4 separate regions of the Homo sapiens genome follow, and all the other regions are linked to region 1. The links are chromatin loops, found by intact Hi-C in ENCODE. Cell type or tissue: sigmoid colon. All regions are shown on one strand. Region 1 holds the start of LOC124907880 (a long non-coding RNA gene). Region 2 has its middle 200 kb from the start of TFCP2L1. Region 3 overlaps GLI2 (GLI family zinc finger 2). Region 4 overlaps GLI2 (GLI family zinc finger 2).

Region 1 (2,500 bases):
TGTCTCCAGAAAGCAGCTAGAGCCATGTCCCCACACAACCACCTGGTCATGTCCTTCCCAGTGCACTGAGAGGATCCCAAATCTCATGACCTCCAATACGATGTGCCCGCCCCTGCACCTTGCTTCCTGCAAGGTCCAAGGGCAATGACCTTTCCCCTCTTCCTTGAGCTCCTCTTTCCCTCTCAGAAGATGCCACACGTTCTCCTTGCCTTGGCCTGGAAAGTCTCCCCACAAAATGCACAGAAGGGTCTTTCCAGGACACTGCTGCTGCATCCCTACCTGTTACCTGAGGGTTCCAGTCACCCGCCCCCTCTTCCCTCGACCATTTCTCTTCTAGCAAGTCACACTCTGACATGATTTGAGGTCACAATCACCATTTCCCAAAAGGCAGCTCCCAGGAAGGTCTCACCTCCTTACCTAACTTTGTTTCTGAATGGCAAAGGGAAAATGCAAGTGTCCCCAGGAGGGAGGGGGCCAGCTGCCCCTGCCTGTTCCTTCCCTGCAAGGCCTTAGGGGCAGCATCACCTCCCACTGGAAAAAGTCCTCCCACTTTTAGGACCTCTGGGGCCCAGAAGGCAGGGCTGGGTAAAGCCCTTTAGAAAGTCAAAAGAAGAAAGATTCGATAGATGTTGCAAAGAAAAAAGACGATGAAATAAAGTGTCTTCTAGATTTTGCCAAGCCTCCAGAACATTCCTGTTCGATATGATTTTGTTTCCTTCTCTCCTATACTTAACTTTCCCCAAATTCATTCCTCACGCGAAAACAGCATGGTCCCCCGGGAAGCTGTTTTAACACACACATGTTTTTCTAAGTAACCGTGAGCTGGGACTCGCAGACAATAAAGCTTCTTGTCTGGAGTCCTCCTTGCAGCTCAAACCGCGGGGAATTGAAGTGGCGAAGACTGAGCTCTCAGAAGCTCGGCTTTGCCGGATCTCAGAAGAAACTCTCAGTTCAGAGTTCTCACTGGTACCCCGAGAGTTCGAAGGGCTCGGAGTACATCCGTTGCGGGAGGCTGGGGGGGCAGGAAAGAACGCCTACGGCTGACAGTGTGAATCTTCCAGAGCCCCCAGTCCCTGGCACGCTCGCCTGGGTCCACGCAGGAGCCGCCTCACTTTCTTGCTCCATTTTCTCGGCAGTGCCTCCATGCCTCCCCACATTCCCTCTCTCTCCTCCCCTCCAGCTGTGTCCACCCAGTTCCTTCCTTTCCTCCCCCATCCTCCCTCCCTCCTTCCCTCCAGCTCCCCCCGCCTGAGGCCCAGCACAGCCTCCCTGCCTTGGCGCCTACTTATGCTTGCTGGCTTCAAACTTGGAGCGCAGCAGACAAGGGGAAGGGACGTGGGAGAAGGGCGCTGCAGGCCAGGCCTTCACACACAAGAGCGGCCTCATCAGCACTCCTTTCCAGGGAGCGTCTCCGGAAAAGCTGCCGTCCTCCTTCAACTTACCCAGCGTGCGGGGAGGGCGGAGGGACGCAGCACCCAGAGGGGCGGCGGTGCGGGGAGGGCACTGCCCAGCGGCGGCACTGCCCAGCGGCAGGAGAGGCGGTGGACCGCCGGGCTGGAGCGCAGGGAACATCAAGTGGCCGCCGAGGGAGGCGGGGCTGCATGAATCATTTATAACCGGCGGCGGCCAGGGTTTAGGAGCGCTCGCTGGCTGGCTGGCTAACGGAAAGGCTGGCTGGACTCGGGGATCCAGCCACACTGCTGGCGGGCAGCATGCTGTCCACCCTGCGGGTGCCTTTCTCAGACTAGGGCCCGCATGAATTCCGCCTCCCGGGAGAAGCTGACGTCGGCATGCCTTCCAGGGGCAGCGGCTGCCCTCCAGGGTCTGGAACTTGGGGGTCATGCTGCCTCCAACTCCTGACTCTGTGGCCCCAAGAGGAAGAGGAAGCTGGGTGGGATCTTAGGGGCCATGTGGACTAGGCAGCCCACTGGGTAAGAAGGGGAAATTGAGGCCCGGGAAGGGAGGGAGACTTGTCCAAGGCGCACAAGGCTGTGAAAGACATGACTGGCCCCCAGGCCACTGTGCACCTTCTGAGCCGGCTCCCTGCAGTTCCCTGAGGGCACTGAGAGCTGCAGAGCCTGGAAGTGGAGTCCCTGCGGGCAGTGCAGGTGAAGGTGGCTCCTCACACACAGGGGTCATGGGGGGATCTGAACCCACATCCCCAGCCAGCCTGAAATGTCACTCATCGAGTTTCAGTCTTTCGAATCAAGCTGTGGAAAATCACACCCACCCTCTTTTCCCTTCCGCAGGGAGTGGGCACGTGAAAAGTACTTTGGGACACGGAGTTCCAATCAAACAGAAGACTGGAACCTCAGCACCTCCAAAGCTCACGGACCCGCTGGTGAGGGCTGCCCGGACTGCTGATTCCACTCAGCCACTCACCACCCGCCCTGTCTGCCAGGTGCCATGTGCAAGGATGCTGCATTTTCTGCTAATGGGGGTGGGGGATGGCAGGAGACATAATGGGGTGGGGAGGGGTCATTGCTATTGTCGTCATCAC
Region 2 (2,500 bases), 210 kb before region 1:
TCTAGAGCCCTGCCTGATGGAGCCAGGACCAGCTTGCCTGGTGGATCTGTGCCCTGGGGACCCGCTTGGGCTCTAGCACAGCATGTGCTGTAGAGTCAAGCACACATGAGGTGGCCCCACTGCCCTGCAGACCACAGATGCAGCCCCAGCTCACCATTGACATCTGTCCCCAGTCAGACCTCTTTACGCAGCATTCTAGCCTCTCGTTCTCTGCCACACCCATTGCCCCACTCACCCCGCCCTCTCCACTCACTGGAGCTGCCCAGCATCCTCATCCCTCTTCTAAGCAACATGCCTTCCTCCCCATACCCAACATCTTTGCCTGGAATGAGTTTTCCTTGCCCAACTCTCTACCTATCCCTAAGGCCCAAGTAAGGGGAGAGGGAGAGGAAGTAGGGGGTAGGAGTGTTAGATTGTATTGATGACCTACGTTCTAGCCCCTCAAGAGGCACTTGACATCTGGTCCCTCAAGGACTCTACTCTGTGGGACATTCCTTGGCTAAACTTGTCTCCTAGACTAATTTCTCCCCCACACGCAGATCCACCAGTCAGGCTTCCCCCATTACCTCCAGGCACCCCTGGAGAAATTTGTCCCCACCCACCCACCACCAAGACTTGAGTCTTATTCACCAGTGATCAGTGACTCACTTTAAACCAGCGCTATCTGAGACGTAGGGCGCCAGCAATCGATGTCATTTTAAATTTTCTAGGAGCCATATTTTTAAAAGGAAAAAGAAACTGATTATTCAACAGAACATATCCAAAAATGATCATGTAGACGTGCGTTTAACATAAACACTTATTAATGTGGTCCTTTACTTGTATTTATACCGTCTTTGAAATGCAGTGCATATTTTACACTTTGAGCTTATCTCCATGTGAACTAGCCACTGTTGGCTGCACCTGGTCAGTGGCCACCGTCTGGAACAGTGCAGGTCTAGACTTTCTGTAATTCCCCTGGATACAGGGCACAGCGTTCACGTGGGAAGTCTCAGGTTCCTCCTCAGTGAAAGGGTGATGGCAGCGGTGCCTACATCATAGTGCTGTTTGGGGCAATATAAGTGTTCCATGAATGCTGGCTGTTGGTGGGCATGCGTGTCTGTATGCTCACACTGGGGTGTGCGTTAAGCATTGCCCTTGTCAGGTGAACTACTTTCAAATTGAATTTCCCTTGCTTACTCACTTAAGAAGAGAGTATTGCACATCTAGGACATGTCAGGTGCTATTCTACATGTTGGGTCACAGTGAACAAGATGGACACACTCTCTGCCAGGAGCGGGCGTAACACTGCAAGTTTGTAAGCCTAGAGATTCTGCTCAGCCCCCTCCCTGCACAGCTGCCCTCAGGGTTTCCAGAAATGCCCACCTAGGCCACCTCCTTTCTGGCTGTAATGTGGAGAAATGGACACTAGGTGGCGCTATTTGGCCACGTTCAGCTTTCAGCTCCTGGCTCTCTTCCGTCAGATCCCAGACCTTCAAACTTCCAGCTCCAGATTTCCCAAGACCACCAAGACTGAGACTCCAGACTCTCCCCAAACTCCTGTCTCCTAGACTCCTCATCTCCCAATTCTGCACCCCCACACCCTGTGACTTTCCATATGCTAGATTTCTAAGTCCTCAAACCATCCCAGAGTCCCAGACCCTTAAGACTGAATTCCAGAAAGCCCCAGACTCCATAACCTCCAAGCCTCCAAAACTCTCAGAACCAGATCCCCCAGGCCCCAACACCTCCAGCTTCCCAAACCCTAGTCCTTGGACCCCAAACCGTTTATCCCTCCTACCCTCCAGACCCTCAGACCCCTAGACTCTACAAACCCCTACAAACTGCCCTCAGTCTTCAGATCCTTCTAGACTCTTTACACTCCTAGGAACCATTACAGCCCCAAAGCCCCTCAATGTCCTAGACCCCTGGACTCTGCACACAGATACAGATCCTCAGGCATCAGGCCTTCCCAGACCCCTCAGATCCCCCAGATCCCCCCACCCCAAGATCCGGGACTCAAGACTCTCTCTACTTCCCAAAAGAGTAGAGCTTAGTGCGGGGACAGTGGGCGCTGATCACCCTCTGAAATGGAAAACAGGGCCCCTGCCTCCACTTGGCAAGGTCCCAAACACTGAAGCTCATGAATGCCACAGCTGTGAGGGACCCCTATCTTGCACGGATGAACAAATCCAGGCCCAGAGAGGGCAAAACTCTTGCTCAAAGCCCCCAGCATGTGAGTAGCTGAAATCCAGACCTGTGATTCCTGGGCTCACAGTAAATGCTCAACAAACGCTGGCCATAATCAGTGCATTGCTATTACCCACGCACTAAAGCACCTGTGGCCTAGCATCGGCCCAGCCTGATCTCTCGGAGGCCCGATGTGGGACCATTCTATCTTCCGGGGACTGAACGATCAGAACACCACCCAATTTAGCAACATCTGCAAATTTAATTAACAATCTGTTTATCTTCCTGGCTGAGCGATTAATAAAGGTGTCAGGCAGAACAAGGCCCTACA
Region 3 (2,500 bases), 70 kb after region 1:
AATAATGAGAACTCAGCCTGACACTAGAGGGGCTCCCCGGCAATTACATTCTAATTACTGTCTAATTACTGCCTAAGTCTGTCCTCTACTAATGTGACACATCAGGAAATTGCACCATGGTGGTTCATGATCCACTCATGGCTTGGAGAGGCAGGGTGTGGGGCGGAGGGATGGGGGGATGGTTCCCGCTGAAAACCCTGGGGCAGGCCAGACATACACAGAGGCCAGGCTTCCTGGAGCTCACAAGGCCTCAGAGCATGGGCAGAGGGGCAGCTTTAGGTGCCCCCACAGGCCAAGGATGGCCCTGACCCAGGGGAAGGAAAAGACCATGTGTGGCCCCAGGACCAGGGCCGCTCCACCAGCTCTTCCCTCCCTGTGCGCTTGGCTCCTCCCACTCCACCTAAGAGCTCTTCCTCCACCCCCAGCTGGCCCCTCCTCACAGAGGGAGGGCCTAGAGAGTCCCCGTCCAAGGGGCACAGGGTGGAGAGGCATCGTCCAGCTCAGAAGGCCACCTCCCCAAGGGGCCTGAAGGTTGACCTCAGATCTCCCTTTCCTGACATGAGCCACACATCCCAATAATGACCTCCCACTTAGAACCGCAGGAAAAATAAAAGTAAATACAGTAACAACCCCCCGCAGGCCCTCAGGTCCACTCGTAGAAGCACCAACTCCTAAGCCCCTCCGAGGGTCTTTCCATGTTCCTGGGCTCCGGCCCCAGCGTGGCCTGTGAACCAGCAGCCCCAGCATCATCTTGGCACCCAACAGAAATGCAGAAACTCAGCCAGCCCTGCCCCAACTTAATTGAATCGGGGTCTCCACCAAAACAAGCCCCCAACAACTGTGTATACATCAAAGTGTGAGGGGCGCTGCCCAAGCGCCCGCCGGAAGAAAAGGCGCATTCTCTTCCCTGCCTGCTCTCTGAGCTGTGCCTCAGCCCTGAGAGCAACAGGGCCTGACTAAATGCACTGGAACAAAAAGGGAGGAAAAGAAATCGAAGTCTCTCCATTCCTCCGAGACAGAAATAGTTCTGTGGCCTCCAGATGGACTGTGCAGACACAGCGGAGGTCTCGCCTTCCCGCCAAACTTTCCCAACGGGATGCTGGCACGGATGGCCCAGTAGAAACCAGAGAGTCTTTCTCTTTGGGGCAGTAAAATGAGAGGCTGTGGCTCGTGTAGTCTCTTTTGTTATAATTAAGTTGGCCAAAAATTCACCTAAGATAGTAAATCCCGAACCTGACCCTCTAATTAGAGCCAGAAGGCATCAGGAGACAATTACTTTCCAAAACAGTCCTTGGCGGGCAAGAGGCAAGAAGTTCTCTGGGCACATTTCAAATGTGCCAGCTGCACGCACCCCAGGGCTGCCTGGCAGCGACCATGCCCCTCCTCCCTCTCTCCCCTCCTCCCTCTCTCCCCTCCCAGTACTCAGGCCCCACCCACCGCTGTCTGAGGCAGCTCAGCCCCCTGGACTTGGGGTGGCCAGACCTCTTAGCAAACTCACAGGTGACCTTCATGGTGCCTGGGATTCCTGGGAGCAGAGGTGCCTTCCTCTTCGCCCTCCATAAACCCAGCATGCCTCCCTGACGACATGGGCCACCACTCTAATTAAATCCTAACGGGCTAATGAAAAACACCCCTGCTGCCCTCCAAGTGTGCGAAACAGAAAGTACCTCCTTGGGCAGCTACCGCTGCTGCTGCCGCTGCAGCCACCACCAAAGGAGAGGCCTTTTTACCCGGGTCGGGGAAGCCAGCGGCCTCCAGGATCCCACTTTTGGCTTCTTGCTTCTCGGAGGCAGTGGCTGAGGCAGACGTCTCCATCTCAGCCGCTCATCGTCCTGGGTGGCAATCCTAAAAGAGAAGACAAAGACACTCACCAACACTGAGCCCAAACCCAGCCGGGAAACGCCGACCCAGATTCACACCGCCGCTCGCTCCTAAAGCAACCAACTTCATTCTAATTCTCTTATAATTGGGAAGGAGGGTTTAATTAATTTTGAGAATTATTAGTCCTGGGATTCGTCTGGTCTTCTGAACGACCTCACGGACAACTGCAGGCCATTCTCATCATCTTTTACCCAGATTTTACAAAATCTAAGTAACAGGTTCCTACTGATATGAGTGGCGGGTAGCCTCTGATGAGGGAAATAAAGTCAGAAACAATGACCTCTGTCTGTGAATCATGGGGAAAATAAAAACAAATATAGTGACAATGACCTAGAGGTCCTCAAAGAAAGGCCCTCATTTTCAGGTGGCTTCCCTGCTCACCAGAACCTTTCACTTATTCATCTGCATGTTCGCTCACTCCTTCACCCATTCATTCAATAAATGTTCATCCTTTATTGACTCACACGCACTCAGTCAACATATTTTTAAGCCCCTAGTATGCATCAGGCATCATGCCTGGTGCGGAAGATACAATATGTGGAGTTTACATTCTCCTTGGGGGCAAACAAGGGGAAAATAAATGTAGATTTAATCTCAGTGAGTGGGAGGTGGCTCAGGA
Region 4 (2,500 bases), 67 kb before region 1:
GAGATGGGGCCACTGAGGCTTGTGGGGCTAAGCAAGCCCAAGGATGTGAAGAGTATAAGCAGCATAGGCAAGATGTGAGCCCCGGCCTCAACCCTGTTCTGTCTACATACTGGGGGTGTGGAGGGGAAATGTCCGACAGTGGGGACCCCGAGGGACAGGAGAGGAACCGAATAGTTCATCCCGATCCTGCCGCAGCCCCTCCCCCACTGCACGCCCACCTCGGCCTGCACATCAAGATTTGCTCCACTCCCTGGCCCCTCCTGCTCTCGGCTGACCACCACGGCTCTCTCCAAAACCCAGAGCCAGCAGCTCCTCTTGTGCGAGGGCTTTGGCGTTCAGTAAAGATCAAAGACCAGCCCGTCTTATCACACACGCTCCTCGTTAAACTTTTACAGGCCAGATTCCATTATAAATGAGCTGTCTGTCCCACGCAGCCCAGCGAGTGCATTCTTGGCTTTGGAATCTGAAGCTCTCAGAGCTGGGGAAGATTTTAGCAAGGGGTGGGGGGTCAAAATGCCCAGTAAGTAATCTATGCTGCTTACTAGGAGTGTGTCACTGGAAAGGCAGTCAGCCTCCCCATGCCTCGGTTTCCCCAATTATCAAGTGGGAGTGATTATTGGGGAGTGATAATCCCACCTTGCAGGGAGGGTGACATGACATAAGCCGGCGGCTGGGCACAGACTCCTGCTACTGCTCCTCTGCTGGTCTGACCCAAGTATCCCACAGCCCAGAGATGGGGAGGGGCCTGCCTGATGGGGTCTCAGGGCCGTTTACATCACAGTGAGCCAAGGCTCCACATCTAGTCGGTCTACCCTCAGACAGCCGTGGAAGGATGTGCTGCCCGACACATCGCCTGGACCCAGGGTTTCTGGGCTCCCTGTCTACCTGCTGTCCAGTTGCTCTGAAGAAGTGGTCAGCAACAGCCGGTTTTAAGGAAGAGCTCCCTGGAGATGGAGAGGCAGTGTGGACCCACGTGGAAAGGAAGGACAAGTTGCCTGGTGGGTGACGCTGGGCCCACCCAGCATCTCATCCCAGGGGGCAGGTGGACATGCCTTTCGGAAGTCTCCTCCTTCCTCTAGGCTCTGAAAAGAAACGAGCATGTTTGCAGAGGGAGGAGAAGGTTCTTCCCAAAAAACAAACAAAGCCAATCCTCTATGAATCGTGAACCTCGGGTGCTGTGCCAAGAATCAAGAAGAAAATATCTTTCTGCTCAACCCACCCGTCTCAGTGAATGACTGAGGACAGAGTCATAAAGGCCCGGGATGACACTGGTGAGTCACAGGCTGAGCAGGCTGCTGTGTTCATTAATCTCATGGTGAACGGTGCAGTCTTTATGGGACACTGACCTTGGAAAAAGCAATCTTCAAATCCCCCCAGACTGGAAAGTTCATGAGTTCGGCCCAGTGGCAGCAAAGAAACTACTCTCTTAAGTGAAGGCACACCGACACCCGGCTAAACATCCCCATTAACATGCAGTCTCGGGGACCAAGTGGGGCTTCAGACACTCTTAATGCTGTCTCCGGAGGCCCTGGGTAATATGCATTTTGCGTGACCAAGCATGCAGATGAAAGGGAGGTGAGGCCCCCATGCCCACCAGCTGGCGTTCACTCTATTGCCCTAACATACCTGGGCCTGGGTTGATAGCTACAACCCTGAGCCATCTGTGCCAGCAAGAGCCCCCTCGTCACTCCTCCAGGAAGGGTGGCCTTGGGCCGTGACTGCCAATGCAATGCAAACCAACTACAGCTCAGGATCAAGAGATCTGCAGGAAGCCATCAGCAGTGGTCAGGTCGGGGGTGGAGTCGTGGATGTCAGAGGTCAGATGGTGCCAGGCAGGAGGAGAAAGGAAGGCTGAGATACTGCAGCTGTTCCCACCCCATACACTCACTGCCTTTTGCAAGCTGAGAATATGAATAGGTTTAGGTCATATGAATAGGTTTAGGAGGGACTTGTCTGTGAATGGGTTATCACGAGGAACCAGGGGATTTTTAACAACCCGTGTTTTGGCGGCGAGGCGCTGTCAGTGATGAGTCCAGAAAGCCAACAAGCAGCTCTGGGGCTGCTTTCCCGGACGTCAAGCAAGCAGCGGCGCCTGCAGTGGTCCCCAAACTCTGGCCTATGGGCGCCTGTAAATAAGCAGATTTCCGGGCTTCACCCTAGTCTGAAAATCAACAAGAACTCCTGGGGCCAGGGCCTGAGAATGGGCATCTTTAAGACCCACCCTGTGTGTTCAGATCTGCAGCCAGGTTTGGGAACCTCTGCATGGGGCAGTTTCTGTACGCCCTTCTGGGCAGGAAGCAGCTGAAATTGGTCTTCTCTGAAGCCCCAGGGCAGGGCAGGGCAGGGCAGGGCAGGGCAGGGCAGGGCAGGGCAGGGCTGGAAAGGTCCTCAAAAGCAACATAGGGAGCTGAAGGTCCACCCCAGCCCCCCGAACCAGGAGCATGGACTTCTACATTCCTCTCCAGGACACAAGTTAACGCTGGCCCAGGGCAGGCCGGAC

The links. Hi-C counts contacts between places; a loop is a spot of excess contacts. Peaks named below come from ENCODE experiments on the same cell type or tissue, not always from the same donor. Only the 100,000 strongest peaks of a DNase experiment are listed, where the experiment ranks them.
Region 2: it touches region 1 in a loop (4-fold over the local background); 8 of 110 quality-filtered maps call a loop at or near these places.
Region 3: it touches region 1 in a loop (5-fold over the local background); 3 of 110 quality-filtered maps call a loop at or near these places.
Region 4: a loop joins it to region 1, with 2.3 times the contacts of the local background. A loop is called at or near these places in 9 of 110 quality-filtered maps.

Annotation. Positions count from the first base shown.
Region 1 is chr2:120,866,541-120,869,040 of GRCh38, reverse strand. The region is part of intron 2 of GLI2 (GLI family zinc finger 2); the gene reads right to left. LOC124907880 (a long non-coding RNA gene) reads left to right here and starts at 1,639. Exons shown (of 2, transcript XR_007087220.1): 1 at 1,639-1,931; 2 at 2,250-2,500. In sigmoid colon, no CTCF peak of the experiment used is centred here; DNase peaks (open chromatin) are centred at 1,270, 1,600, 2,070 and 2,360; H3K4me3 peaks cover 1,704 bases; H3K27ac peaks cover 1,025 bases.
Region 2 is chr2:121,079,263-121,081,762 of GRCh38, reverse strand. No RefSeq gene overlaps it. Among named protein-coding and RNA genes, the nearest start is that of TFCP2L1, 200 kb to the left of the region's middle. In sigmoid colon, a CTCF peak has its summit at 1,391 (motif pointing right); a DNase peak (open chromatin) is centred at 1,402.
Region 3 is chr2:120,796,636-120,799,135 of GRCh38, reverse strand. It overlaps GLI2 (GLI family zinc finger 2), which reads right to left. Exons shown (of 14, transcript NM_001374353.1): 2 at 1,668-1,845. The coding sequence starts at 1,815. Among named protein-coding and RNA genes, the nearest start is that of GLI2, 62 kb to the right of the region's middle. In sigmoid colon, no CTCF peak of the experiment used is centred here; DNase peaks (open chromatin) are centred at 1,075 and 1,385; H3K4me3 peaks cover 1,132 bases.
Region 4 is chr2:120,933,718-120,936,217 of GRCh38, reverse strand. All of the region lies in intron 3 of GLI2 (GLI family zinc finger 2), which reads right to left. Among named protein-coding and RNA genes, the nearest start is that of GLI2, 200 kb to the right of the region's middle. RefSeq lists an enhancer at 562-1,761. In sigmoid colon, no CTCF peak of the experiment used is centred here; a DNase peak (open chromatin) is centred at 1,275; H3K27ac peaks cover 358 bases.